6 separate regions of the Homo sapiens genome follow, and regions 1, 2, 3, 4 and 5 are each linked to region 6. A link is a loop called in an ENCODE intact Hi-C map of the cell type or tissue named here. Cell type or tissue: IMR-90. All regions are shown on one strand. Region 1 overlaps TENM4 (teneurin transmembrane protein 4). Region 2 overlaps TENM4 (teneurin transmembrane protein 4). Region 3 overlaps TENM4 (teneurin transmembrane protein 4). Region 4 overlaps TENM4 (teneurin transmembrane protein 4). Region 5 overlaps TENM4 (teneurin transmembrane protein 4). Region 6 overlaps TENM4 (teneurin transmembrane protein 4).

Evidence for each region. Peaks named below come from ENCODE experiments on the same cell type or tissue, not always from the same donor. Only the 100,000 strongest peaks of a DNase experiment are listed, where the experiment ranks them.
Region 1: it touches region 6 in a loop (3-fold over the local background); 11 of 110 quality-filtered maps call a loop at or near these places.
Region 2: it touches region 6 in a loop (2.2-fold over the local background); 14 of 110 quality-filtered maps call a loop at or near these places.
Region 3: a loop joins it to region 6, with 9 times the contacts of the local background. A loop is called at or near these places in 26 of 110 quality-filtered maps.
Region 4: it touches region 6 in a loop (2.4-fold over the local background); 2 of 110 quality-filtered maps call a loop at or near these places.
Region 5: a loop joins it to region 6, with 2.0 times the contacts of the local background. A loop is called at or near these places in 3 of 110 quality-filtered maps.

What each region holds. Positions count from the first base shown.
Region 1 is chr11:79,098,168-79,103,167 of GRCh38, forward strand. The region is part of intron 4 of TENM4 (teneurin transmembrane protein 4); the gene reads right to left. It overlaps TENM4-AS1 (TENM4 antisense RNA 1), which reads left to right. Exons shown (of 2, transcript NR_199027.1): 2 at 1-888. Among named protein-coding and RNA genes, the nearest start is that of TENM4-AS1, 7.4 kb to the left of the region's middle. RefSeq lists a silencer at 1,917-2,211. In IMR-90, a CTCF peak has its summit at 2,112 (motif pointing left); no DNase peak of the experiment used is centred here.
Region 2 is chr11:79,085,505-79,090,504 of GRCh38, forward strand. All of the region lies in intron 4 of TENM4 (teneurin transmembrane protein 4), which reads right to left. Among named protein-coding and RNA genes, the nearest start is that of TENM4-AS1, 5.3 kb to the right of the region's middle. RefSeq lists an enhancer at 1,568-2,290. In IMR-90, a CTCF peak has its summit at 2,745 (motif pointing left); a DNase peak (open chromatin) is centred at 1,887; H3K27ac peaks cover 1,058 bases.
Region 3 is chr11:78,959,410-78,964,409 of GRCh38, forward strand. All of the region lies in intron 6 of TENM4 (teneurin transmembrane protein 4), which reads right to left. Among named protein-coding and RNA genes, the nearest start is that of TENM4-AS1, 130 kb to the right of the region's middle. In IMR-90, a CTCF peak has its summit at 1,960 (motif pointing left); no DNase peak of the experiment used is centred here.
Region 4 is chr11:79,242,595-79,247,594 of GRCh38, forward strand. The region is part of intron 2 of TENM4 (teneurin transmembrane protein 4); the gene reads right to left. Among named protein-coding and RNA genes, the nearest start is that of TENM4-AS1, 150 kb to the left of the region's middle. In IMR-90, no CTCF peak of the experiment used is centred here; a DNase peak (open chromatin) is centred at 2,007; H3K27ac peaks cover 1,481 bases.
Region 5 is chr11:79,049,855-79,054,854 of GRCh38, forward strand. The region is part of intron 6 of TENM4 (teneurin transmembrane protein 4); the gene reads right to left. Among named protein-coding and RNA genes, the nearest start is that of TENM4-AS1, 41 kb to the right of the region's middle. In IMR-90, a CTCF peak has its summit at 2,865 (motif pointing left); DNase peaks (open chromatin) are centred at 1,187 and 4,957; H3K27ac peaks cover 2,468 bases.
Region 6 is chr11:78,796,183-78,801,182 of GRCh38, forward strand. The region is part of intron 15 of TENM4 (teneurin transmembrane protein 4); the gene reads right to left. Among named protein-coding and RNA genes, the nearest start is that of NARS2, 220 kb to the left of the region's middle. In IMR-90, a CTCF peak has its summit at 2,589 (motif pointing right); DNase peaks (open chromatin) are centred at 1,009 and 2,609; H3K27ac peaks cover 3,990 bases.

The sequences.
Region 1 (5,000 bases), 300 kb after region 6:
CCCTGTATCTGCTGCCTTCAAAACCCTGCATGCGGGTCTCTTGTGTCTCCCCCACCCCCCCCCATCTCCCAGCTCAGTGAGAATCATCTTTCACAGTTTGATCACATCACTCCCAGCTCTGCTTATCTCTCCTGGCTTCCCTTCTCAAAGCCAAACAGCTAGCTCTGCCCCCAGGGCCCTTCTCCTGACCCCTGGCTCCTGACAGCCTACTCCCCAACCCCTGCTCATCACTTCCCAGGAATTTGCTTTAAGCAAGGGACCTGCCTGTGCACTGGCCTCCACTCAGCACGAGTCTGAGAGAGTCCAAGTAGAAAACAGGACACTTAGCTACCATCTACTCCCAACCTCTCTCCTGAGGAGGACTCACCCTAAAGGTAAGCTGGCTGAGTCCATCAGAATTTGCTCCCATGACTCGAGTAACCGGGAGCTCATGCACACCTGTACGGAAGAAAAGCAGACAGAGGACAAGGCTTGCAGACGAAAAGTGTACATCCAAACCCATCTCTCCCAGCTACCAGCTGTGCCATACTGGGCAAGCGATGGGTCTTCTCTGGGGCTCAGACCTTCCGTCTGGAAAATGAGGCTAATGAGTCCTACCTCATAGCCATCAACGACATCAGGAACATCATCATCATCATCCCTGGACAATTTCAGTGTGAAAGGAACGTGGTATTGCAGCTAGTAAGACCTGAATTGGAATCCCAGCTCCAGAACTTGGGGAAATGAGTCAACTTCTCTGACCTTCACTTTCCCCATCTATAAAGTAGGGATAGAAAGGTCTCCCTCAAAGGGTGACTGTCTAGATTGAATAAGATGACACATGTAAAAATGGCTTTGCAAACTGTTTAATTGGAATAAATATACGCATTTTTTTCTGCTGAGCTAAAACCTGACTTACGGTAACTCACCTGGGAACTTTGGTACACAGAGATGTTCCTGCCACAAGGACCTCTGAGCCTTCCCTCCTCCTGTTGGAGGAGCTCCGTTCCTTAGTCATTCCTGGGGGTCTCTGGTTTGCCTTGGGCACCACCTGGATTCCCCTCCTGCCAGGGGTGCATCTGAGGGAGTGCTGCTGGGATTTCCTTCTGTGGGGATCTAGCCCCAGTGCCTTTGCTCCAGACCCTCTCTCCTTTGCAGGCCCCCCATATAGTCTTCTGTGGAACATCCCATCCCATTGTTCATGTCCTTTTCCCTGTCGTTCTCATGGTGTGAATTTAAGGTCCCATGGGGAGAGGTCAGAGTCATGGTGTCCTCTTTGCCTCTGTGGTCCTGAACTAGTCATTTCCCCTCCCAAAGCACTTGCTCCCCTGGGTCTATATCAAAGAGGTGGATGATATCATCATCAGGTCTACTAATTGCAATGATCATCAAAACTATTTCATGCAGATTTTCCCAAAATGAATTTGACCTTGAATACTCCCCCACTTTCCCCTTTAATTTTTCAGTAGAGCTTCTCAGGGATTGTTTAGGAAGGACTGGGACTACAGCTCTTCAATGCTGACACCCTATACATCTGTATGCTCTTTAAGGCAAGATCCCCAGAGACCTTTTTGTAATCCTCACCACAAGGAACATAAAAGTTGGCCATAGCCATGATTGCTTCTAGATTGACAGAGAGCACAGCAAGCTCTGCTGTCACCACGTGGCTCTTGTTAATCTGTACCCATCTATCTGCCTAGCAAACACTTGTACTGTAACCTTCATGGGTGCCCATGGGGGTTTTAACAGCTGTGGAGCTTTTTGTTTCTCATGCATTTGTGCAGCCATTTGCTGCCCCAAGTATGGGGAGATGCTGTTCATAGCAGTTTAGCAGCAGTAAAGGGCTGTCTGGTTGAGCACTTTCACGCCAGGGCCGTTTTTAGCATCTTTAGCAATCTTTGCCTGGTACTCTCAGGTGGAGGAGGGGAGACAACCACTTATATCCCTCCCCTGAGCACGTTTCCCTGTCTGTAAAATGGGTATAAGGATATGCAAATCATAGGGTTTCCGTAAACATCAAATGCTATAACAAATACATGGAGAACAGCATATAGCACACTGTAAGCAGTTATTTCGCACTTTTCTCAACTTAAAAAGCTCATCACCCTTAGGTCCCCGCCCCCTCCTACACATCACTGACATCCAGTGGCAGATCTGGGTAACTACAGGTGTGAGTACCCAAAGCTCCAGCCTCTTCCGTGCCCAGTGGACCTCGTTTCAGGGATTGTGGGGTGTCTTCTAAGTAGTGTTAGCCAAGACCTGCCTCTGATTTTCCAGGCACTTCCATATTTATCATCTAATTTCATCCCCACCTCAACCTTTAATGGTGAATAGCTTACAATGACAAAGGGAGGATCATAGCTAGTTGTGGGGCAGGACTGAGGCCTGCCCTCGATGGTAAATTCCTTGAGGTCAGGGAATTTGTCTGTCTCATTTCCCACGACATCATCCCTGTACCTATGGCGCTGCTTGGCACACAGTAAGTGCTCAGTAAATATCTGTAGAAGCAATGACAATTTTAGGAAACCCCAATCTGTGCCAGTCCCCCTCCAGTTTAGAAGTCCATATGGTGAAGGGACTTGCTCCAAGTGACAAGTGGCAACCTGCTCCAGGAATAAACTTACAAGGAAGCCCCTCCCTCTCTCCTCCCAATGTGTTTTCAAGTGGACAAAAGGTATTTAGCAGGGGTGTTCTTAACCTTCCACTCCCCTTATCTGGAAAGGAGTCTGCCTGTGTCCTCTGTCCATTTTCTCCAGGCCCTTTCCCATCCCCCAGAAAAGGTCACACCAGACTGGGGTAGGGAAAGAAGCAAAAATGGAAGCTGCAGAGGCGTGTGGGCTGGACTGGGGAGAGTGCTTCTCTGGGGGAGGGTTGCAAAGCATCCAGGATTATAAAGAAAAGCAAGAGAATAAGTGTAGGAGGGCAGCTACCTGGGAAGAGGGGAGGGTATTGGGGGCCATCCCCAGGGTTTCAAAGGTGGCATCATGTTCTGTTTCTTAAGCTAGCTGGTGGGGCCATGAGAGTTTCTCATTATTGTTTACACTGAACATATTTGTTATAAACACTCTCTGTAGAATATAAAAAATTTTCATAAAAAATATTTTAAAAGAGATATAGGAGAAGCTGATGTCAGTAAATGCAGTAGAGGGCAGAGAGAAAAGGCGGATTTTAAGCAGTTTTTCTGTGGATTTGGTGGTTCTTGATAACTTCTGAGAAATATTAGGTGGAAGTCTGAGTTATTCTGATGTTATTTCTGATTGTTGGGCCATGTCTTGACCTTGGCATGCTCCAGGACTAACACACAGGGTCCTGGCTTTACAGCCCTTACTTTGGCTTGACTTTGAAATGGATTGACATGGCGGAGAGGCTCTTGATTGATAGAAGCAGAATTAAGAAACCGTTGCGTCCTGGAGGGCTGAGTAATCCTGCACAGTGCTTTACTTCTCTGGGTTCCTTGTGTTACGTGGGTAAATGATGCTCTGCGCCTCACTTTCCTCTCAGGGCTGGTGTGAGGATTTAATGAGAACATGCAAATGAGGGTGCTTTATAAACCAGAAAACATGCTGTAACTGTGGGACGACTATTACCATAAGCACTGCTGGCAGAAAAGTACTCTGAAAATGACATAAAGTGCCCCCCAAATGTGAGGCATTTATGTTATAACTGGGCATAACTTTCAGCCAAGGTTTCCTGGAACAGAATCAAGTTTTCATACCACTCCAGCCAAAACAGGTGGAAAGTGCACTTGGCAGCTGTCTTCTAGCTCCAGAAGATTTATGATGAGAGACTGGATAGTGCCAGGGCTAGGAACCAGGCTCCAGGGCCAGATCGTGTGAGTTTGAGTCCTAGCAACACTTTCTACTGGCTTGGGCAAAGTATGACCTTGGGAAATTTCTTAACTTCTCCATGCCCCAGTCTCCTGATGTATAACATGGGCAAAACAATGGTAGCTAGAGCATAGAGCTCTTCTGAGAATTAAATGAGTTGGTATGTACAGTGATCAGGACAGTGTCTGACAAGGAGGAAGCGTCCGTCAAGTACAGCAGTTATCAATGTTAGTACAATATAGGCTCCATTTTCTGAGGGAAAAATAAACAGAAGGAATAGGCATCTGTTGCAGTCATACATTGGAAAGCTGGGTTAGACACTTGGAAGAACTTCCTGAGAAGGTCGCACAGTGCTCATCATGAAATTTGGGGGATCCCCAGGGAGCTCCCTCTTGTTCAACCATGGGCTGGTGCAATGGTAAAGCTGAAGCTCCAACACTCCTCAGCCACCCTTCGAAAAATATAAGAATATACTCTGGCTCCTGGAGAAGCCAGCGCTGAGCTAGGTAAATAATCGGGAAATGCTGAAAAATGACCCACAGCCTTGTCCCTGCTCCCAAAGCTCCTGGTACCTGGTGGACATCTGTGAGATGTTATGAGGGTTCAAGGAACAGCACATGTGAAGCCCTTGGCATGGTGCCTTGCACACCGTAAGCACCATGGTCATTGCTATCGCTTTTGTCTGTCCATCCATCTATCCACCCATCCTCAAGTGATCTTTCCAAAGCAACTCTGTCCAAAAAGGACTTTCTGTCACAATACACACATTCTGTATCTGCACTGTCCATGTGGCCAGCTAGCCACCTGTGGCTGTTGAGCACTTGAGATGTGACTAGTGTGACTGAGGAATTGAGTTTTTCATTTAACTTTTTTTTCCAGATGTTCTTATGGATTTTTTTTAAGGTCACTTTTAATTAATTTAAATAGCCGCCTGTGGCTTGTGGCTACCACATTAGACAGCATAGTTCTAAAGCCAAAACATAGCCATGTCACTTCTTGGTGTCGAGTCTTTCCAAGTCTCTAGTCCCTTTGATATGCATCCAAGACCCAGTACAACCTCCAGATGAGGGGTGTTCCCTGTGCTCATCCTGCCTTGAAGCCAGATGGAACAGCTCACTGCTCCCTGAATACACTGGCGGTGCCGCTGTCCCTCTGCTTCCAATGCCCTTTCTGCCTTGTCTGCCTGGTAACCTC
Region 2 (5,000 bases), 290 kb after region 6:
TCCTTATCTGTAAAATGGGGATAGTATATACCACCTTACAGGGTTGTCTTGAGGCTCAAATGAGGTGATGCATAGAAAGGCTCAATCCTATGCTTGGCACTTAATAAAGACTCAGTCAATAGGTGTAAATGTTGCCTTGTTATCCAGGAGAAGTATTTATTTGCCTTCCCCTGATTCAGTCCTCACTCACGTTGTCTCCATCCTGGCCATTCTTCTCTGAAAAAGTTTCTTTTGGCTAATGTAAAACACCAAGGTTGAAAATTGAAGTCAGATGCAGTCTTATTACCTGAAACTGCTCTGCATATACCCATAACCCCACACTTTACATGCTGTTTTGGCCAATTGCTTGCCACTTATTTCCTGTGTAATGTCACTTTTCCTTAATAAGGTAGCAAGCTGCTCAGATTCATATTGACCGACCAATTCTTAAACATCTACTATGTACAGTCACCAATATTCATACAAACACCACAAGCACAGCATCCTGTATTTATTACTAAGTCACCAGAACGACTCTGGAAGTGAGGCATGATGGTAGACTGCCATACTAATGGCTCCCAAGGAATCATACCTCCCTGTTTCCAAACTCTTGTGTAGTCCCCCACACTAACTCTGGGGTTGGCCACATGACTTGCATTGGCCAGTGGGCCAAGCGGATATTAGCAAACTTGAATCAGAGGCATGAAAAACACTTGAGCCTTTGGGATTGCCTTCTCCCCCTGCTTTTGGAAAACAGCTGTCATATAAAGAGGCCCAGGCTAGCCTACTTGTTGCTGGAGCCACAGGGCTGAGCCAACCAACACCCGGTAGATTATAGCCACACAGGTGAACCCAGGGGAGACTAGCTGAACCACCTAGCTTTGCCCAGCCCAAATAACTGACTCTTGGAAACAGGAACCAACATGCAGTCATTTTAAGCCACTGCATTTTAGGGTGATATGTTATATAGCAAAGGCTGGCTGACATAGGTATTTTTATAATTCCCATATTACTGGGGAGGAAACTGAGGATCAGATCATTAAGGTATTTTAAAAATAAGAGGAACTGGGTCAGGTCTGGTGGCTCATGCCTGTAATCCCAGCACTTTGGGAGGCTGAGGCGGGCAGATCACTTGAGGTCAGGAGTTTAAGACCAGCCTGGCCAACATGGTGAAACCTCATCTCTACTAAAAATAGAAAAATTAGCTGGGTGTGGTGGCTTATGCCTGTAGTCCCAGCTGCTTGGGAAGCTGAGGCAGTGGGATCGCTTGAACCTGAAAGGCGGAGGTTGCAGTGAGCCAGGATCATTCCATTGCACTCCAGCCTGGGTGACAGAGCAAGACTCTGTCTCGCAAAAAAAAAAAAAAAAAAGGAAATATTACGAGGGTAATAAGGATAATGCTGCCTAGTGTTTAAATAGTACTTTAGAACTTATACATTTCTAACACATTTTAATGTGATTTAATCTACCATTCTGTACCTTTTTTTGATAACTTACCAAAATTATATTTAAGTAGTTGCTTAATTATATGCTCTAAGCTCTACAGAGTTGGGAACTGTGTCTCTCTTGTTCGGCATAAAACCCAAGCTTCTGTCCTTGCAAATGTAGGCACTTAATAAATAATGGCTAATTGAACAAATGAACAAATGTTTCTGAGTAGCTATGATCCTGTATTAAATAAAGAACTGAAGCTTAGAGAGGCAAAGTGCCTTGTTTCCAAGTCACACAGCTAGCAAAAAGCAGGAACCAGGACTCAGATAAAGCCCAATTCTTTTGACTCTGAGTGCAGAGGTATGTCCTTAAATTTTCCATGCATTCCGAGGGTGAGACAGACAAGGAAATGATTAACTACCCCCCAGTTAGAAGGGAATGTCGTTGGATGAATTCCATATGTTTGAGGAATGCCAGTCCCCATGCTGAGAGGATTCTGATCAAACCAAGCTCCCCGCTGGAGCAGAAACATGCTGCATGGGAATCCTATTGCTTGGGATCAGAGATCGCTGTTAGCACAAGTCCTGCATGAACTTGTACCATCCAGCCTCAAATCCCTACAAGGCTTCCAAATCAAACAAAAAACCATCTAACAAACACAGAAGCGCTGAAAAGATCTGTCCTCGGCCCTGGGCCCAGTCGCATGTTCCTTAGTGAGGGATCGAGGGATGTTAGCTCTGAGCTCTGCATTCTCCTGTTTCAGATGCCCCCTTCCCTTTACAAGGTCCTTCCTGCAGCTCACTGTACAGAGGTGACATTCTCAGAATGTCCTTAATCACTCTGCACTGGGGGTGAAGGAGGGGCCCCTGACTCTAGCTGAGGAGGCCCTGTTTGCCTTCCTAGCAGTCACCAGGGTATACAGGACAAATGCTGTGCTCCTCTACAGCCTCCAGGCTGCACACGCACTACAGTGGGCTCTTGTGGGCTGAGCAGAGCCTCCCTCAGCAACTGTGGCTGCCTCTCTACCTTCCAGGAGGGCCCCAGGCTGTTCTTTCCGTGGGGAAGCTCTGGCCCTTGGCCCCGCAGCTGGCTAATGTTACACCTGGGTCACTGGAGTCTGGCTTCCCAGGGCCCGATCCTCACTTTGTTCTCTTGATTGTAGTTCTAAATTTGTTTTCATTAAGACACTCTGCCTGTCACTCCATCGGTTCTGCTTTTATGGGTCTTTAATCTCAGTTGTGAAATGTACCAGTCTTGGAGGCTCCTCCAGCTGGAGTGGGGCTGCTTGCTCTCTCCAGGGCTGAAACCCAGAGGGTGATGGTATCTAGGGCCCAGCCTGGCCTCTGCTGGCCGGCAATGGTCCAGATTGTCTAGTATGGTGTTTCTAATGGAAAGCTCCTTCACATCTCATGTCACTGAGACCCTGTATTGCGGGGAGACAGGGAGGGTGAAGGTCATCACCATCTGAACCTCACAGAGGAAGACATTCCTGTTAGAAAGAAAGGGGTGCATAGCAGCCCAGACATTGGCTCTGCAGTCAGGAAGCCAAGGTTCGACTCCCAGCTCTGTGCGCCCCAGCTGTGTGCCAGGCACAATTCACTTAACCTCTTTATTCCTCTATATCATCTTTGAAGTGGAGATAATTGACCTACCCAATAGGGTTGTTGGGGGGACTGAGTGAGTTAGAAGGAGCTTAGAACAGGCTTCGCACTTGGCTGTTTATTATGACTACTATTGCTAAGTATTATCAAGTATTTAATACTTCACTCCGGCCCAGATGCAGTTCTGGATTTCTCCGGCCCATTCACACTATTGCATTAAGACGAATGTTCCTGTTCAGCATTATTTGTTTATTCAGTCATCACTGAACAAATATGTACTAGAAACCTACTATAGGCCCCATCTGTGCTGGGATTGAAGGTGACAAGGGTTTGGTTCTTGTCCTAGAAAGACAGAGCAGGCACCAGTTTTGAGCAGGTATGTTGCAGTTTGAATCTCAGCCCTGCATAGCCATCCCAGGCCTCACTTTCCTCATCTGTAAGATGGTCAGTTGTTTATATCCCTGCCATCCTGCCTCTCCTGCAGACCCACATGGTCATCTGGGGGTCTGGAGCGGGAAAATGTGATGGAGCCTTCCCAGACAAAGCCCTGGTCTTCCTCCAGCTCTGGCCAGCAGGGAGGAGAGGAGAGCAATCCTTGAAACAATTACCTTGGGTCACTGTGCAGGCCTGTGCTCTCTGGGAAACCTGAACCACCTTCAAAGGGAGGGTTTTAATTGGCTTAGACTCTGTGCCTGCTCCAAGGGAGCATCACAAAGGGGATTAGCCCCCAAGAGGGCCAGGCCCCACAACAGGCTAGATGGCTGGAAACTGGCCCTTTTTGCCTCGACCTTCCCAAGTTGTGCCTGCTTTGGCCTGCTAGCTTCCTTCTCCTCCCATTCCACGAGCGCAAGGAAAGGGTGTTCAAGTCAGAGCCTGGTGCTAAACAGGAAACAGGAAGGGCCCAGAGAATGATTTTTAGCATAATCTAAAAGAAAGAGTCTGGGCTTATAATTTGGTCTATAGCAAGTAATTGGATCTACCTCACCAGAGGGAAGTGCCCAGTCCTTACCTGGACCTGGCACTTCATGATGTACACAGCACTGCCAATCACACTGCCCCAGCTAACCCAAAGAAGCAGGTTTCATATCCTCATCCCAATGGTTCAGTGAGCGAATAGCAAGTAGTATCCTTGCTACTTAATGTTTGGCCCACAGACTAGTAGCATTCCAATGGCCGCAGGCAAGAGTGTGGGGTCTGGCTCAAGAGAGCTGACTTTGAGACCTGGCTTTGTGATGCTAGACGAATGACACTAATACACCAATAACAAGTACACACAGTGGTTCTCATTTGCTGGGCTCCCACTAGGTGTCTGGTGATATTTGTGTGCTGTTGTGTTGCCATTTTATAGAAACTGAGAATCACAGAGGGCAAGGATTTGCTCTACATCACAGCACTTCTTAAGGGAGCTGAGATTCAAAGCCCCACACAGAGAGCCTCCATTTTTTTAGCTATATCATGGAGGTGATAAAGGTCAGCTACATTTAGATGGAAATGTCACAGGGGCAGGCAGATGTGGCTTTGAAGCTGTGAAGCACTATACAAATATATGTTTTTCTTGTTGAGGAAATTAAGCCTGCACCAGGAGAAGTGACTTGTCCAAGGTCACCTAGCTGGCAAGGAGCAGAGCTCGGACTCTACTACAGTGTTCTGATGCCCAATGTCCCTTCCACAAGGCTGCAGCTGCCGTCTGCAAGAGGATTTCCCTGGTGCAGGACAAGGGCTATGAATCTGCAGGAGCAATCAGGCTGATGTTATTTAAATACTTGGCTATTTGAAAAATATAACAACAGGCAGTTGAGAATAAATGCCAAACCTCTAATTGGTTACAAACACCACCTGAGGGCACAGATATTTGTCAGCGTGACTGATGCTTCCTGCTTAAATGCAACATGCAGACACCCGTGCAGAAGAAAGGCAGGTGGCGAGCTGCCTATGGCAGCAAGTGAAGAGGGCTGCACTGTTGAGAAGGCATGGCTTGCATCTGGCAAC
Region 3 (5,000 bases), 160 kb after region 6:
ACCAGGGCCCTCTAATCTTCACTCACTAGTGCTGAGTCCACACCAGTACCAGCATGTCCTTTGGCTCATAGAAGATCCCTGGTTTTGGGTTTCAGGAGAGAGGAAGGCAGTAGGCAGGGTCCAGATGGCAGAGACTCATTGAGCTCTCTCATGATCCCAACCCCAGAGGAACAGACCAGTAAGGACCCAGACTCTTCCTTCAGGCATGAGACATGCTTATTACCAACTTTTAGAGTGACATTCAGAGCAAGGGCCTGGGGAAGGGATCCAAAGTGACAAGGTCCCCTGGGGTGCAGGAGCATGGAGGAGCAGCAATGAGCAGACAGCTGCAGGCTAAAGTCCCCCATCTCCTTCCCTGCACATCAATAATGCAATAATGTCATCAATTTGCCTTAGAACTCGCAACAAAGTGATTGCTCTTGTTCACTAATTTGCAAAGGAAGAGATTAAGGACTTTAATCTCTTGCCTTCTCTTCTACGTGTAAGGCTTACTCAGAAATGAACAAAGAACATCATTACACATATACACACACACACATATATATATATTTCCCCCCTACCCCATAAGCTTAAGAAGGCTACTGGCAGGAATAACTTGTGACACTCCTAAAATCAGGGTACCTTAGAAATTGCTCCATCACTGGCAAAATGGGGAAACTGAGGCTTAGAAAGACAGTGATTTGCCAAGGATAAATAGCCAGTGAGCCACAAAGCTGGGTCTGGAACCAGGTCTCCTTGCTCCCAGCCCAGGGTTCCTGTGTTTCTGTGCATCATTTGAAACACAGGCAGCTAAAAGGCATAGAGGAGTAGGGACATTGAACCACCAAGAAAACAAGCCCACCCCAGGGAGCACTGAGAAAAAAGGAGGAGGTTTGGGTCTTGGTCATGGAGAATGCAGGGTGTAAAATCCTGTCAGAAGAGAATCATCAAGGACAAAGATCTCTCTGATTTCCAAAGACAGTGGAAGCGGGGAGGTCCTAGCTAGAAAAGGAGGGTAGGTAATGACCGCCCTTCATTGTCATTTGGTGGGGGAACTCAAGCCAGTTCTCAGAAGAGCTCAGGTGACTTTCACCACATGGCCTTCCATACCCTTCCAAGGTTCACACCTATTTACAGCCCAGGCTCTCAGGTTTAAAAGAGCTGGGGCAGGCTTCCCTTGTCCCCACCTCAAGTTCTTTGTCCATGTGTTCCCTCTGCCCAGAACACCCTTGGTAATCTCTGTCTGGCACACCTCACTAATTTCTTCAAGTCCTGTAAGTGCCTCCTTTAGGAGGCATTTCCTAATTCTCTTAGGCAGAGTAGAGGCTTCTTCCTCAGTCACAGAACATACTAGGTTCCTACCGCCTTTGCCACCTTCGGCTATAATGATGTACTCCCAAGAGAAAAGATGGCATCTGACATTTCTTGGAGCATCCCCAAGTGCCAAGCAGTGTGCTGGGAGCTTTCACAGACAGGCTGTCTGTAAATCCCCTAGAGGCAGGTGGAGGGGACCAGGCAATGACTAACAGTTACCACACTCCTTCTGTGTTCCAGGCACTGTGATGGGTGCTCATCATGAGGTGGGCACTACAATGGCCACTTGACCCTTGAAGAAATAAGCCTGGAGAGGCAATGTGACTTATCTAATGTCCCACAGCAATAAAGCTTGTATGTAATTCAAAGCTGTTTGGTTCCAGAGCCCATAGACTGTCTTATCCCTCTTTGAACCTCTGCCTCCTTTTTCAGAATCTGGCCTGGAATTTAGTACCACACAAGCACTTATAAATAAATGTTTGCCAAATCAACACAAAACCTACAGTGTTATTTGTGGGGAAACAGTTTCATTTCCTCTCTTCTCCAAACATCAGGAAATCCTGGGGCTATTAAGGTGATCCTAGGTTACCTCATGTACATCCTGCCCCACCTCTTAGAGGTTTGAATTCCTTCCTGGGTTTCCTTGCAAAGAAGCTGACTGGCCTCTGCTGGACAGAGAGGGCAAGCACCTTGGCTCAAGTCTAACAGCACCTGATCAGGGGATACAAGCTGGTCACCCTGGAGCTCTTCTGCCATACCCCACCTCCCACCTTAAGAACACCAGGACAGAGCTCAGAATAAGAGAGCTTGCAGATCCATGCTTAAACCCAGTGGCTCTCTCTGCAGCCGGCATTTAGCCCTGCAGCTGGCTGGGGCTTCAGGGCCGCCTGTCTCCAGGCTCTGTGAAACTGGAGAACTTTTAAAGCCAGCGCTGTTTTATGGGTAATGGGGTAATCCTTCTCAGTTTTTCCAGTGAAAATGGGGACACTAAAATACTGAGTCTCTGGGCATGGTTGTGACAGTGCCTGGCACAGTCCCTGGCACAGAGTAGGTAGTTGGTTGGTGTTGCCTATGTCTTAACCTTTTTTTTTTTTTTCTGTCTGTGTCAATCTTTGTCTCTACCTTTACCTGTCTGGGCCTTCACCTGATGTTTCCTTCTCGTGATGTCTGTCTGTGCATCTTTGTCGGTACATCTGCCTGTCCGATGTCTCTCATGGGGGTTGGGGACAGAAGCAGCCCTCCAACTCTTGCACACTCCAGCGGCGCCGCGGGGCAAGAGCGGGGCTGCCTGAGCCCGCGGAGCCACGTCAGGCCCCCAGCTCCCCCGGATCCCACCACGCACCAGGCCCCTCCGCCCGGCAAGTGGCCCAAGCAGGCATCCGCAACGGAAGGACAATTTTAAAAACAAACCCTCAAAAGTAGGAAGAGAGAGGGACTTACCGTTCGCCGCGACCCCCAGGCTGGCGGAGCCACTTTTAACTAAGAATGAATTAGGGACAAACTCTTCCTCAGAGTCTGAGTCCGGGGTTGGCTGGGCCACACCGTTGCCTAGCAACCGCCTCTGGCTCTCATTGGCCGGAGGGGAGGGGGGCGGGGAGGGGGACTGCTCAATAGGGGTTGATGAAGCAGGATGAACAATGCAAGGGAGCACCTGCGAACCACAAAGACAAACACAGACAGAAAAAATAATGAAAATTGATTTTGAGGCACACGGGGAGGGGGAGGGAGCAAAATAAAACACTCATCAACGGGAAGGGGGGGCTCCCAACACGGGGCGATCTACTGCACACGTGGGCCGGGGGCGGGGCTGATGCCTCCACAGAGAAAGTTGCTGCAAACTCCTTCTGAAGAGCTGGGGCCTCAGTGCAGGCTGGCAAAGAGGGAATCTCGGAAGCACACGGAAAGCCTTTTCTGTTCTGCCTGTTCTTTAAGACATACCTGAAAACCCGGGGTCTAGTCCTGACGGGGCTAGGTGATCTATCAAACAGCTGCCCCTCTCTGGCCTCAGTGGCCTCGCTGATAAAAGCAGCAGTGGGGACTGGGTGATCCCTGAGCCCCTATAAGCTGGCCATTCTGTGATGTCACCGAACTGATATGATGTTCCTATTACTGAGATTTTATTCCGACCTGCCTGGAACAGGCCCTAGGCCTCGTAAAAAGGTAGAGAGAGCTGGAGAGAATGATTCAAGGCTTCACCTTTGGCAGTCTAGGATTTCAACACAGCAATGTTTCATTTTTCTAAGAATCTCACATTTTATGATTCTTAAATTCTGACATTCTCTGGAACCTGCCTAAAAGCAAGACCCTTAGGAAATTTTGTTCATGTCTTTATATTCAGAATCTAACATAATGCCTGGCACATAGTAGGCATTGTAGAAGTATTTGTTGACTAGCTTAATTCTAGGGGGTCTCACATACTAGGATTCTTAAGTTCTGATGTTCAAAGATTAGAACATGCTATAATTTTAGGACACTCACATTCTGTGAGTTCCAAGATGTTGTAAATCAGTCAGTCTGACCCCAAGTTTCTATCATGCCACGGTTCTAAAACCCCAGCTTTCTATAGTTCTATGAGCAAACTCCCAACTCTTCAGAAGGAGGAGGCGATGGCTTGGGACAAGAACTTTGAGCTCAGACAATTTGCAGTCTTATCTGTGGCTGACCTTTCAACATGTGCAGTACATCGTCTATAAGAGAGCTAACATAAGCACAGACATATAAAAGTATACAGTACAAGACAATGCAACCACTTACAGCAAGGGCTGCTCATTTTCTCCCACCTTGAGTGACAGAAGGTTTATAACATAGTCATATCCATCCAGCTTTTCAAACAGACTGAACCTTAGGAAAAATAATGCAGACCCAGTGGGCCATCTTAAGGTTCAGCGGGGCTCTAAGGGGGAGGTGGCACAGAGAGCGGCTGATTATTTGCAGGGTAGGGTGGGAAGCTTTTTGTGGTCTGTCCACACAAGAGCAGCCCACTTGGTTCACAGTCACCAATTCCTATAGGATTTGGCAGGTTCCATGACTTTTTTTTTTTTTTTTTTGAGACAGAGTCTCACTCTGTCACCCAGGCTGGAGTGCAGTGGCACAATCTTGGCTCACTGCAACCTCTGCCTCCCAGGTCCAAGTGATTCTCCTGCCTCAGCCTCACAAGTAGCTGGGATTACAGGTGCCTGCCACCTGCCTATTTTTTTTTTCTTTTTTTGTATTTTTAGTTGAGATGGGGTTTCACTATGTTGGCCAGGCTGGTCTCGAACTCCTGACCTTGTGATCCACCCACCTCAGCCTCCCAAAGTGCTAGGATTACAGGTGTGAGCCACCACACCCAGACTTTTTTTTTTTTTTTTTTTTTCCCCTAGATGGAGTCTTGCTCTGTCGCCAGGCTGGAGTGCAGTGGTGTGATCTTGGCTCACTGCGTCGTCTGCCTTCCAGGTTCAAGCAATTCTCCTGCCTCAGCCTCCTGAGTAGCTGGGACTATAGGTGTGCACTACCACACCCAGCTAATTTTTGTATTTTTAGTAGAGACAGGGTTTCACCATGTTGGCCAGGATGGTCTCAATCTCTTGACCTCGTGATCTGCCTGCCTCGACCTCCCAAAGTGCTGGGATTACAGGTGTGAGCCACCGTGCCTGGCCCCAGGTTCCATGACTCTTAAGGTTAACCCCTGAGCTTAACTTTATGTGACAACATTTTACAGAGTTGAT
Region 4 (5,000 bases), 450 kb after region 6:
TTCCCCATGTCATTAAAAGCTCTATAAACATCATTTTTAACGGCTACAAAATATTCCACTCTATGAATGAACCATAATTTACCTAACCAATTCCCTAAAGTGGAGCATTTAGTGGTTTCCAATTTTTCACTCACATAAATAAAGCTATAGTGAACACCCGTGTGGATTCATTTTTGTCTGCATTTCATATTATTTTCTTAGGACAGATTCCCAGAAGCAGAATTACTGGGTCAAGGCATGTAGACTTTTTTGAGGCTCTTGAGTCTTATTGCCAAACTTTAGTTCCCAAATCTGCCCCTTCCACAGTGTGTGAGGTATCCCTCCATGCAGGCCTTGATCTGATGCATTTTTAAACTCTGTACCCTGGGGAGGGAGATTGCCACTTGTTCGGGGCCTGGGGGCTAGGAAGGGTTTTCATTCCTCTAGTGCCCCTTGGGAGCTCCAGGAAGGGTCAGTGGATTTCCATCCCCCTTTCTGCTCCCCTCCCCTTGTCTGGGGCTCCACTTTTGTTCCTGGCTTCAGTGACTTTCATCGGGGCACTGAGGGGGGCCTTGTGTGCTCCTTGTCCCCATCACAAATTCATGACACGGTAGGAGGCAGGGAACAGGGGAGGAGGTGTCTGTGTTTCGGGGGTCATTTTTAGCACTTTTCAGTCATTTATCAGACTCCAGGTATTGTGTTTTCTCCTTTTGTGAGGCACCACGGTGTGCATGGGCTGTCTTGTCGTTGTACTCGGACACATCTCGGCACAGTGGATTTTGCGGTCCATTTTGAATGGCACTGGAGCAACTCTCTTTCTGAATTTGTGCTATAAAGTCACTGGATGTGCCCCAATCAGAGGGCAATGCTGAATTTAAACAAACAAACAAAAAATGAAACACTTCAAAGGGGAAACCCTGTGAGCTTTCCAAGAGTAAAACAGAAAATGACAACAAAACGCTGCAGGGGATATTGAATCATGAGAATCAAACAGAAACACAAGAGGAGGGAGGGCTGCAAGAACACAGCCACTGTCTCCAGGGTGGGCCAGTGTCAGAGGGGGCAGAAGGTCACCCGCTCACCAGGGACAGGCAGGAAGAACAGTGCCGAGAGCCTCCCGTGGAGCCGGGACTGTGGGAGGCATTTTCCTAAACCAGGAGAGCAAATATTTCCAATGCACTAATGCAGGGCGCTAACCAAGACGCTGAGGCTCAGATAAGTCATGTGCCAGCCAAGAGCAGGCGGCAACTGAGAGGCAGAGCAAGGACTCAACTCAGGACCAGAGGTGGCCCATGTCCCGCGGTGCCTACAGCAGTGTTCCTCAAAGTTAATGTGGACGAGATTCAACTGGGAGTCTTGTTAAAATGCAGACTGTGATCCAGCAGGCCTTGGGTGGAGCCTGAGAGTGCATTTCCAACAAGCTCCCGTGATGCTGATGCTCCCGGTCCCAGGACCGCCCTTTGAGCAAGTCCTACGATCAGTGGTTCTTAAACCTTAGCAAGCAACAGAATCGCCCTGGAGAGCCCCTTAGAACACAAGTTGCTGGGTCCCACCCCCAGAGTTTGTGACTCAGAAGGTGTTGGATGGGCCTGAGAACTTGCATTTTATAAAAGTCCCAGGTGAGGCTAATGCTCCTGGCTCGGGGAAAATGTTCCAAGAATCATTGCCCTACTAGACTGTGGCTCCACCGGGGGTGAGCAGGGAGCAGTTCTCGGCCTGCTCCAGTGCTGCTGCTTAGGCCTTTCTGTGTTCTGAAGAAGGAGTTAGGGCCTTGTTCTTGAGAGGGTCTGGAAGTGGGATTGTTCTTGTCCAGAGACCCTCATCTTTTGGATGTGGCATTAGGAGGGACAGGGCTGTATGTGTCTATGTGTGTGTGTGTGTGTGTGTCTGTGTGGTGTGACGAGTCTCCAAAGCCCTTTTAATCTCCGTGCAGAACCAGGTGGTGATAGGAGAGGCCAGAGAATTTCTCAAGCAGCTTGAGGACTCACCCATAAAAAAGCCGCTTGCAGTACATCAGTTATATTATGTTGTCGAACAGAGCTTCCTGCTTGTTGGGTCTTGGAGTTTAATAAAAAAATATATTATGACTCAGTCCAAACTTACAAAAGTCCTTGGGGAATCTGAAATGAATCATGTTAAGCTCTTGTTATAAAACAAACAGTCATTTCTTTCACAAGCCTGTATCCACAGCAGACTAGCTGTAGAGGTGGGAGAAAGGGAAGGTGGGGAAAAGACTCAGGGCAAGGGGTGAAATTTTTGCCCGGAGTTTTCTTAAACAACCAGAGACCTTCAGGCTGAAGGAAGACAGAGCCCAAAGAGGCTGTGTGTGGGGGAAAATGCTTCTTTAATGGTGGGCTCACCCTCTAACAGCAGAAGGTAGCTAAGGAAGTAAGGATTTAGAGGTTACCTCCTTCAGAAAGCCTTCCTTGATTTCTCCAGGAAGAATGGCTCTAAACTTCACAGCCCTTTATCTTTGTCACTGAGCACAGAAACCCAGCTCTGTACATGCCAACTGTTTATGGCCATGGTGCTCTCCTACTGGACTGAATCTTCTGAGCTGACTGAATGCAGGCACACCTTATCTCCCAAGTTGCCATCCTGCACGTGGAAGCCTCTGAGAGGTAGCAGAAGCCCTGCAGCCATTGCATGTTTGATTGACTGACTGACTTGACAAAGTTTCTCAGTCTCCCTATCTTTCTTCTCATACTGAAGGAAGAAACTTCATATGTTGTCAGAGCCCAGATTACAGTAACAAAACTTGAACTAGGACGTGGATCAGTGTGCAGTTGTCAATAGGGCATTAGCCAGCATCAAAATACATTTTTTCATGTAGAGTCCTGGCTGGGTGCCCTCCCTAGAGGGAAAAGTGAGCATATCATCCCTGGCTCCACTACCTACTTAACTGGGGGACCTCAGACTGTCACTTTCCTTCTCTGTGCCTTAGTTTCTTCACCTGAAAAGCAGGGATAATAATGGAACCAACATTGTGGCATTTTGAAAAGGTTAAATGAGATGTCACGTGAAAAGTACCTAGCATATAACACTTTATAGAAAAAGAAAGGAAGATAGAAAAAGAAAACAATTGGCCGGGTGCAGTGGCTCACGCTCGTAATCCCAGCACTTTGGGAGGCTGAGGTGGGCAGATCACCTGAGGTCAGGAGTTCGAGACCAGCCTGGCCAACATGGTGAAACCCTGTCTCTAATACAAATACAAAAATTAGCCAGCCATGGTGACGGGTACCTGTAATCCCAGCTACTCGGGAGGTTGAGACAGGAGAATTGCTTGAACCAGGGAAGCGGAGTTTGCAGTGAGCTGAGATTGTGCCACTGCACTCCAGCCTGAGTGACAGAGAAAGACTTTGTCTAAAAAAAAAAAAAAAAAAAAAAAAGAAAAGAAAAGGAAAGCAAAACAGGAGATCCTAAATCTAAAAGAGAGAGTGAGTGAGAGAGAAAAAGAGAGAGAGAAAGACAAACAGCGCAAGTGGTAACGTCCTCATATAATTTCAGGCTGAAATTCCAGGATATATGCACTGAAAGGGGAAATGAGGGGGCCAGAAGCATGGCCTACATTTATAGAGTGCTCAATAAGTGTTAGCTGTTATTAAGAACCTATTCTGTGCTAGATATATGCTAAGCACATAAACGTCATTTCACTCCATCTTTATAAAACCTTGGGATATGACTTATTTCTCAGATTTTATAGGTGAGGAAACTGGGGCCTCCCTAGACCAGACTGGCAGAGTTGTTTCCTTACAGCATAAGTTAATGAAAAGACAAGTCAGCAAACTTTGGAAAATAATTTGGCATTATCTAGTAAAGCTAGAGATACCAGGCCTATGAACCTCTAATTCCTTTCTGAGGTATATACCCAACACATCAGCATTCTCAAAAGACTTGTACAAAAATGTCCATAGCACCATCATTTGTAACAGTCAAACACGGGAAATAACCCAAACCCCTCTTAACAGTAGAATCGATAACTTCTGGATACCTGGATGATGGGGTATCACAAAGGAACACACTGGAACTATCCACAATTTGGATGACTCTTAAAAAGATGACATTGAGCAAAGAGGGTCAGATACAGAGAGATATGTATTGGATGATTCTATTTGTATGAAAAATGAAAACAGGCAAAACAGCTGGGTTGTCTGGATACATATACTTAGATGCCAAACAATAAAGGAAAGGAATGATGAGGTTCTCCACGACATGAGTGTGTTACTACGAGGTGGAGGTGAGGGAAGAGGGAGAGGGTTGTTTCTTGGGAGGAGCCCAAGAAAGCTTTGGGAATATTACCGGTGTTCTATTTTTTGCCCTGAGTAGTGGTAACATGATGTTCACATTGCAATTATTTGTTGGACAGTACATGTATGTGTTGTGCCCTTTTCTGGATGAATATTGTATTTCTCAAAAAAAAAAAAACACCCCCCCACCCCCAAAACAAAACCAAAATGATAAGGCTTCTCTTCTAGAGGGAACTCCTGAATATCCCCAGAGTCTAAAGCTGAGACAATTAAGAACAGGACAGATGGAATTCAGTGTATAAGAAGAATATGCTGGCCAGGTGCGGTGTCTCACGCCTGTAATCCCAGCATTTTGGGAGGTTAAGGTGGGCAGATTACCTGAGGTCAGGAGATTGAGACCAGCCTGGCCAACATGGTGAAACCCCATCTCTACTAAAAATACAAAAATTAGCCGGGCATGGTGGCAAGTGCCTGTGATCCCAGCCACTCAGGAGGCTGAGGCAGGAGAATCGCTTGAATCTGGGAGGCGGAAGTTGCAGTGAGCTGAGATCACGCCACTGCATTCCAGCCTGCCCAAAAGAGTGAGACTCTGTCTCAAAAAAAAAAAAAAAAAAAAAAAGAAGAAGAAGAACGTGCTGATTCCAGGCCTTGTGCAATGACCTGGAGGCGGGGCCTTCCCTTTTCGACTGCAGAAAGGGTCTTCATCCACAGCCACTGCCTATTGAGGACCCAGCAGTTCCAGACCCCGTGTTGGGAGTTTACCTTCATTATCCC
Region 5 (5,000 bases), 250 kb after region 6:
CCGCATGACTCTGCTGAGAGAAAAACTCTTGGAAGCTTTTGCCCGGCTTCCTCCGAACTTTGTCCCATGAACCTTTTCCCTTTGCTGATTTGCTTTTTTTTCCCTTTTGCTGTAACAAATATTGTGAGCCCCACTCCATGTTGTGTCCTGTAAATGCTTTTAGTGACTTATTGAACCTTGGGCACATCCGGACCCAGGCTCCAAGGCCAAAGGGCCACTGTCAGCATTTAAAGCCAGGGTATGGGCTCAGGTGCCCTGGACTGGGGAGATGATGTCATGACTTATGAAATGTCAGGTATTAAAGGGCATTGTGAGCTATTATGCACTCCCTAAATGTGAATAATAATGGCCAGGCTGCCAGAGCAGACTCTTGAAGAGCTTTTGAAATCTGGGGAAAAAAGTGACACGATCTTTTTTCAAAATAAAATCCATCTTTTAGCACTAGCTCTAGTGCTGGGGTTATAAATTATTGAAGGCTGTGGATGCAGGTAGAGAGAAGGGCAAATCCTTTGGGCTTAAGCGGTTTCCCTCTTTTTGCTACCAGGTGAGGCCGCATGTAGAGTGAGAGAGAGACGCCTGGAGGCACCTCACTTCTAATTGCTGTCTAACTTCTGACTTAGCCCATTTGGTTCCCATTTGAAGCACCTTCTTTTGCACTTTCATAGCCCACTTCACACCCATGAGGGCTCTTCTCTCCTCCCTCTTGCATCTTTACAAGCAGCTGGAATTGCAAACAATTTCCCTTTGTTTATACCATGCTTTGAACCTGGTTTGTTCCATACACTTATTTCCTTTTTGGAGGCACATTCAGGAAAGCAATTTGTTTTGTAGTTTAGGTACTACACAAACTAAGTACAGCAAACTCATTTAGAAGCCAGGCTGCTGAGCAATGGCAGAAAGAAAATCCCTCTTCGGTGTTTGGGACCAAAAGGATTTGGCTATTTATTTGAGGGAGAGTTTCTTCCAGAAGAAGGATCCTTCTCACAGAGCAAACTGGGAGAAAGTGGCCTGAAGAAAATCAGGCTGACTGGAGCCTTTTCACACTTGGTCCTGGTACCTAGGGAATCATCTCTGGCAGTTAGAGCCAGGCTGACCAGCTGCCAGAGAGAGTTATGAACAGCTGTGCATGCGTGTGGAGTCAGATAGACCTGGGGTTGAATCCCATCTCCTCCATGGGCCAGCTGCATGATCTCAAGAGCACTTCCAAATGAGAATGAGGCCGATATCTACCTCAAAGCTTGTCACAAATGTTAAACAAAATATGAAAACACTTTGTAAATCACGAAGTGCAATGCATTTAACAACATACACTTAAATAGCACTTCCTGTGTGCCAGACACGATTCTAAGTGCTTTAACTTTCTTACCTCATTTAATCCTTACAACCACACTGTGAGAGAGATACCAGAATTATCCCCATTTTACGGGTGAGAAGACCGAGGCATGGAGAGATGAAGAGACCTGCCTTGTTTAACACAAGGTAACACAGCTAATAAGTGGAAGTGCTAGGGTTCCAACCCAGGCAGCCTGGCTCCAGAGTATGTGCTTATAAGTTGGAGTCACCAAGTGTGTGTTTGCAGGGGCTAGTCTGATACATCAACACCTTTTTAACCTGTAAAATTACTGGCAGTCATTCACTCAAGTAGTTCTATATTCCTGTCTCCATCAGGTAATATGACTAGGGTAAGAGCTTTGGATTTGGATAGCCCTGGGTTAGCTATCAGCTTTTTAACTGGCTAGCTGGCAAGTTACTTATGCTTTCGAGGCTTGAATTTCATCAGCTCTAAAATGGGAATAACAACCCCTGTTTTTCTTCTTCAACTTTTAAGTTCAGGGGTATATGTGCCAGATGTGCAGGTTTGTCACATAAATAAACGTGTGTCATGGTTAGCTATTCTTCCTGATGCTCTCCCTCCCCATTGCACCAACCTCCAACAGACCCCAGTATGTGTTGTTGCCCACAATGTGTCCATGTGTTCTCAGCATTCAGCTCCCACTTATAAGTGAGAACATGCAGTGTCTGATTTTCCATTTCTGCGTTAGTTTGCTAAGGATGATGGCTTCCAGCTCCATCCATGTCCCTGCAAAGGACATGATCTTGTTCCTTTTTATGGCTGCACAGTATTCCATGGTGTATATGTACCACATTTTCTTTATCCAGTCTAACATTGATGGACATTTAGGTTGATTCCATGTTTTTGCTATTGTAAATAGTACTGCAATGAACATAGGTGTGCATGTATCTTTATAACAGAGTGATTTATATTCCTTTGGGTATATACCCAGTAATGGGATTGCTGGGTCAAATGATATTTCTGCCTCTAGGTCTTTGAGGAATTGCCACGCTGTCTTCCAAAATGGTTCAACTAATTTACACTTCCACCAACAGTGCAAAAGCATTCCTTTTTCTCTGTAAACTTGCCAGCATCTGTTGTTTTTTGACTTTTTAGTAATAGCCATTCTGACTGGTGAGAGATGATATCTCATTGTGGTTTTGATTTGCATTTCTCTGATGATCAGTGATGGTGAGCTTTCTTTCGTATGTTTGTTGGCCGCATGTATATCTTCTTTTGAGAAGTATCTGTTCATGTCCTTTGCCCACTTTTAAATGGGGAACAACCCTTGTTTTATGGGCTGATCATGGTAATGAAATGAAGTAATGCATGTGCACTATCTGGTTCACTGTAAGTATATAATAAATAGTGAGCATTACTCCTGTAATTATTGACAGGTAGAGTTTATGAGTAAAAAGAAATAAAGAAAGGAGCAGGGGGGATGTGGCGAGGGAGGGAGGGAGGAAGAAGCAGTTAACAGCAGCATCCATCACAGCTTATGCACCCTTTCAGTCTCTTGGGGTCGCCATCTGCTGGCCTCTCAGCCAATGGCAGCACTTCAGCTGCCACTGTGGCCAGTCGGTCCATTGAATTCTGCTGCCTAGCACCCATTAACTGCTTGTCTTGCCTTCCTCCCACAGACTATTCTGGAGAGTAGACTGCTATGTACAGCCTGCCTGAGAGCCTTCTCAGGAGGCATTCCTGCTTAGAGACCAGATATGTCTCCTTGCAGCTTGTTGTGAGGCACTGGCAAGCATGGTAACACATCACCGTTCTTTGCTTCTCATCTTTCTTTGTTTCATGTTCCTGAGTTGACTTCTCCTAAATAAAGCATCAGCTTTTAATCTTTGCCTCAGCTCTGCTTTCTAGGAAACTCAGACTAAATCAGGTTTATTAAGACAAGAAGATAGTAATTATATATACAAACAAACTCTTTATAAACAAAATCTGATAACCAGTTGGGCACCCTCTAAAGGATTCTTAAAGTCAAAATTTGGCAGAGGCGGGACTTGAGGTTCTTGACAAGTTCATGGTTAGTTAGTTATTCAGGGCAAATGCATTATGAATGTGGGTTCCAGCCTGACCTGCAGCTTTATTTATTTAAACTGCTAGTAATTCAAAGCTAAAGGCAATTGTAGTCTTCTCAAGAACAAGATCACTCTAGATGTCATGTCTGTTCTTACCTGAATCAGAGAAGGCATTTGTCACCTTTAACTTCTCCCTGCTTAAAATTTCCCTGTGGTTCCTATCACCTTCAGGACAAAGGCTGAACCCTTGAGCCAGCAATTCAGAACCATCTCCTGCTATGATGCAACCCAGCTCTCCTCTCTGGCCTCATCTTTTCTTAATCTCACAGGCTTTAGCCATAATAGATCTTTGCTGTTTCCTAAATAGTCTCCACCAGCCAGAAGTCAGACCCATGTTCTCTGTCTGCAGTCCAATGCCCCTTTTCCTGATTGCTGCTGCTTCCCACCATCAGAGGAAGCCAGGCTTGTCACTTTGGGGAGAGTTTTGGGAAGGTCTGGTCATCCCTAAGGGCTCTTCCTGAAAGAGATATTTTGTGGGGTATGGGTAATTGCTGCCTCCTGGGCTTCATGTATCAAACCCATATAAACTCCTGGAGTCCCTCTTCATCCTTTGCTTCCTATGCTCCCTTCCAGACTGAAGTCAAAGGAAAGCAACCAATTACTATACAGTGCTCTGTCCATCTGCCTGGGTTGATTAGTGTGAAATTAAATTTGTGGTAAGGATCTATGGGTTGGAAGAAGCCAGATTTCTCTTGACATGCTAGTTTCATGTTGTGCCCATTGCTATCTGCTCTGGGTTCCTCTCCAGTTGCCTTTGTGCTCAGTGGAGAGATCCAGGTGGGTGCGTGAACCCAGCTTATGCCTCATCTAGCCCCTGTATCTTCCTAAGTCAGCTCTCCCTGTTCGGGGATGCTTTTCCTGCTGTCCCCACAGCCCATAGTTACTCTACGGCTTATTAATCATCCCAATGACCATTTACATAGGAGGGAACTGGGAGAGGAGAGAGGAGAGATGTACAGGTTCTACAAATTAGGGATTCCAGCTTTATCACTGTACAAGCTGTGTGACCTTGATTAAGCCTCTGATCCCGGAGTCAATCTTCTTTCAGCTGAATCATGAGCCCCTGCCCAGATACTTAGTCATTCTCAGAAAGGGGATCCTAGAAATACTAGGCCAACAGTTTTTGACCAAGACTTTTACATCATGAATCATGGAGTTTTTGAGCTAAGGGGTCCTTGAAGGAAGGGAATTAACATTCACAAGGTCCAGGCATATTCCAGGTACCATCTTTTTTTTTTTTTTGAGACAGGGTCTTGTTCTGCTGCCCAGGCTAGAGTTCAGTGGTGTAATCATAGCTCACTGCAGCCTCGATCACCCAGGCCCCTACCTCAGTCTTCTGAGTATCTGGGATTTCAGAAGCACACCATCATCCTTGGCTATTTTTTGTTGTTGTTATTTTTAGTTCAAGCGATCCTCCCGCCTTGGCCTCCCAAAGTGCTGAGATTACAGGCATGAGTCATGGTGCTTGGCCCCCAGTTACCATCTTTTAAGCTTGTTTTTACTAAAACCTATAATAATAAATATATTTTACATGACAGTTGACTGCATGTATTGTGTGTAAAGTGTAACTGACTGGCTGG
Region 6 (5,000 bases):
CCTACCACAGGAAGCAGTAAGCCACTGCTATTCCTCTTAATTGGAGAGTATCTGGCTTCCTGATTAGAGGAGTTCAAACCCAGCTTGGAGGAGGCCTCCAAATAGGAGCTGACTTTGCAGAAGGATAACAAGTCAGGAAAGAACTAGTGAGCAAGGAAGCCAAATAACGAGACTGGGATGTGTATTTTCGGCCAGGACTGGAACACAACCTGACCCCCACTAAAAGGGCCCAACTGGGTGAAATGAAGAGACAGCTGATGTTACACTCTCTTCCTAATGACCTCTGACCCTAATAACCTTTTGTAAAAGGCTCATTTCTCCACTCAGTCATAAGCTCATCTATCTAACTCTTTCCTGGACACTTCCACCTGGCTGTCCCCCAAGAACCTCCAACTGTATGCTGACAATAGAGTAGGTTTCTAAAACCAAACCTGACCTTGTCACACCTCCGCCTAAAACTTCTCAGTGGCTCCCAAAGACAGAAAAAACCTAAACTCCTTCAAGATTATTCATGCTGGCTTTCCTCATCTTTTCCCCCTCTCACTACTGCCACAAATATCCTAAAAGCTAAGCCACTTCAAGCTACTCATCTTTCCTAGAAAATGCCTTGATCTCCCATCTTTGTATATGTTGCAAATCTTTGACTTCTACAATTGGCTGTTGCAAGGTGCTTGCCTCTTCCTTTTATCACTACCTACTCATATCCAACCTCCACCACCACCTTGAATTCCACTTCCTCCAAGAAGCTTCCCTGACCATTGGTTGAGAGCAATTGTTCTTTTTCTGAAACCCTTGTAGTAATATTAGTACACCAAAGTCATGATCCAATTTACATGGTTCCTCTGGCAGTGTTACTAAATGAAGTGCTATCCAAAACCTGATACCTGATTTACTGGCAGTTTCAGCACAAACCTTGGTAATAGCCAATGGCAGAGTTGTGCAGAGGATAAACATGGGCTCTGAAGCCAGAGAAGCCTGGAAGTGAATCATTGTTTTCTCAGAGTGTCTTTGAGCAAGTCACGCAAGTTCTCTGGACCCTGGTTTCCTGGGAGTAACACCATCTGCAATGTCAGAGGTTAATGTATTTGCTGTTTGAATAAGTCATGAAGCACGTACATGAAGGAGCTCTGTAAAATATAAAATTTCCATTGAAAGAACAGTTTTTTTTTAAGATTACAAGTTATAATAACAGCAGTTTGATTCAGGAAGACAACTAGAGATTTTGTACAAGATATCAGCTTGGGCATCCAAATAGAAACTTCATTCTGAAGCCCAATTTCAGAAGGGCTTATATTTGCATACTGAAGAGATCCAATTCTGATAGAAAACGTTCCAGGGCTGTCAGGGGAAATTCTACTAAATTACAAATCTGCCAGCTCTTGGTTTATCAACCTTTAACTCTGGCAGTATTTAGCAGCATGCTTGTCTGGGCCCAATTTTCCAGTCTTTGATTAAATGTTAGGAACTGACCATCTCATTGTGTCTAAACCGCCACACTACCTCCCAGGCAACTGGGAGGCTCTTCCGTGCCGCCCTCTGACACTTCCCTTCCTCTCTATGCCACTGTCAATCTCCTGGATATTTATTATTCTGAACTTTGATTTCAGGCTATCACTTGCTGTTGGGAAGGGGTACAGGAAATGTCAAGTCTCAATGGATATTATTCCTCTGGAGAGATTCTAACCTTGAGTTTCCCCTCCTATAACATGCCTATACAGAAATAGCCTAACTTGATTGTTTCCTTTTGATGTTTAATTGGATGTTGGTGCTGTGCTTTCTGGACTGAGAAGCTAATGCTTCTCAGAGAAGGAACAATTCTAGCTACACAAATGAGACTTGTAACAGGGGAGAATGCTCAATGCTGAATCTAATTTTCTCTCCCATCCATGAACATAAGACAATTTCTCTGGCATTAAAGCATCTCACTCAGTCTTTCTGTCATTAATAAGAATTAAATTCTGTTCCCTCAAATTTAAATGTAATTATATTTTGCCTCGTAAATAAAATTGAATTTAGCTCTAGTGCAACTGCTATGTTTAGAGCTTTAATTATTTTAACCCGGTTGCTACTTTAAGCTTATTTTTGTTAAAGCATTGAGTTTATTTTGCTGTCGATTGTGACCTAATTTGATAACAGGGCTTTTCAGCGCCATATCCATCTAGTCGTTATTGTTATTATTTATGCTTTGTGATTCTCTTTCCCTTTGGGTAGGGGAGGAGATTAATAGAGAATAAACTGAAAGCTTAGAGGATCTGAGTGTGAATTCTGGAGGGTTCCACTGTGTTAAGGTAGAATCTAGGCCAGATTGAGTTGAGAGAGCCAAAGAAAGAGATCTGATGTGGAGTCTGAAAGGGCAACAGTCAATGTTCATTGACAATTATTTTAAGCCAAGATTTTCGGCACAGCATTCAGCGGGCTCCGAGGTTTGGATCCTGCCTACCTCTGGCCTTCTTTCCTGCCACCCACCCCTGCAGCTTCTATCTCCAGCTGGACTGAGCCGCGACTGTCCAGCTGATCATGCATGCTCTCTACTTGTGCACACGCTGTTCCCTTGGCCTGCACTGCCCTCTCCTCCTTGGCCACCAGGGGGCCTCCCTTCAGTCCCCTTTCAGGGTCTGGCTCACAGATCTCTGGCTGGTGACAACCTTCTCCATTTCCTCTCCCATCCCATTACTGGCCAAGTTCACTGCTTCTGCTTTTGTGCTCCCAAACCCTACTGTACACACAACAATCAGAGCTCTGCTCATGCTGAATAATTAGGCGTCTCATTTCCTGACCAGGCTGTGGGGCTGTCTGATCCTCGGTGCCTAAAACAGTGAATGCCCAGCACACAGGATAGGCCAGAAAGATTCAGTGAATGAATGCAGTGAATGTGTCAGCGTGGGAGCAGGTCTGGAGCTACTGTGGGGTGCTCTCTCTGAGGAGGTTGTGCTCTTCTCTGGAATGGACCTCAGGAAGCTTGTGATGCTGAGAGGAGGCTGACCCTAACTCCCTTGTGCTGTGGGCCACTGACCTAGTTGTTTGGGGTTAATGTGTCAGCTTTTATCTGACTCTTCATCTAGACAATGATCTAGATAATGACTCTTCATCTAGAGTCAATGACCAGTGTTGGGGCTGGGGAAAGGGGATGGTAGAGAGATTCAGAAACTGCAAGGAAACTGCGCCTCTGAGAGAGCAAGTGAGTTGTTTACGGTTACACAGATTCAGGTCCAGGCCTTCTGGCTCCAAACCTTCACTGTATAAACTGTCCTAAGAATTACACTTGTTAGAGTCTAAGGACTGTTTGGATAACTTAAATCTAATCATGCATTCTAAAACTATATAAAACTACTTCATTTATTGACTGCTTACTGAATGCAGCCACCATATACATGTGAAATCTGATTTGGAAAACAACCCTGCAAGGCAGGTGTCATTAGCCATAGTCTATGCTTAAGCTTAGTGTTGAAAATCTAGCCTGGTCCTACTCCAAATTTCATGCAATTCTTGCTGACTGCACGTGTTACCTCCAAACCTGTGCCACTGAATCTCTAAAACATCTCCACCTGTTATTCCACAAAACTCAATTGCAATCAAATGATAAGAATCATAAACCCGCAGCATGAGCATTTTACAGGCAAAATCTCTGCCATGTATTGCTTCTGTGAGCCAGCAACCCTAAGGAATAAAATATAGGGAGAGGGCCCTCTCAAATAAAAGTCATTTATGGGAGACAAGACTGGAGAGAGCTCATATAGCAGTGGAAATGAGGAATAAATTTATGAGGCTGAGGAGAGAGGCTATGGGGGTAAGGGTGGGGAAGGAAGACCTGAGGGAGAACCAACAGGGACAAATGATGAGTCTAAGGGATGGCTTTTGAAAGCGTACCATGGAAAATGCCACAGAGGCTAAAATCTTTAGAAGCCATTAAGCTCTGAAAGAAAGGTGAGCCTTTCCAATTCTAAGGACCATCTCAAAGAGATTAAATTCTTTCCCTTTTCTGAGACAGCTCTGAGCCAAGAGGGTGAAAAGCCAACTAAAGCACAAGGAAGGGGAGATGGGAGGAGTTGTTCTGCTCAGCAGTGCTGCTGAGTGTACCCACTTTATGCAAAAGTTGATGAGGCATTCAGCCCAGCAGGCCTGCTCCCTAGGGAAGATGGCTTGAAGGAGGTGAAATGATGCCAGCTCTTGTCCAGGAGGGCTTCTGGCTGGCTGGCACTGCGCATGAAACTAACATGATCTAGGTCTGGGAAGTGACAGACAAGGAGCACAGAGATTTGGTGTTAGCCCAGCACACTGTGTGGGGAGTGGGAGGGAAGGGGTTTATGAGGAGGTGGGGAGGAGGTGGAGTCCTGAGAGAAGGGATTAGGTTCGCTGTCGGGTAGTGTGCTGGGATCTTCCTGGACAGAGCTTTCGGCTGCAGCCCCTCTCTTCCCTGTGTTTCCAGGGGGCTCTTTTTCTTTCTTTGACTATTCACTGGTTAAGTCATTCATGCAATAATCACCAAGAACCTAATGTATGTTTGTCCCTATGCTAGGGATACTTATAGGCCCTGACCTCACAGAGTTCACAGGGGAGAGAGAGAGAGAGAGAGAGAGAGAGAGATTGATTAGAATACATCAGTCAATATAACATAGTGTTTAGGAGAGACCTTGGAGCCAGATGTGGTTTGAATCTGGACTCCGCCACTTATGAGTCGGGTGAGGGTTGGGGGAGAAAAGGGATGCCAGTATGTAATTTAATCTTTCTGAGCTTCAGTTTCCTTATCTGGAAATGGTAATACTAGTAATACTTCCTTCCCAGGGTTCTTATGAACCTTAGCTAAGATAAGGTTGTAAAGGACTTAGTTCAGTGCCTGGTACATGCTAAATACTAAGAAATGGATGGCTCTTTGTTACTCTATCCTGTGGCTTGTCAGAAAGAGAGATAAGAATGGCAACATGAACACCTCTTTGGATAGAAAGGGGGCATGAGGCAAGAGCTGAGGACTTGGGAACAAAGGGCCTGGATTTAATTCAAAC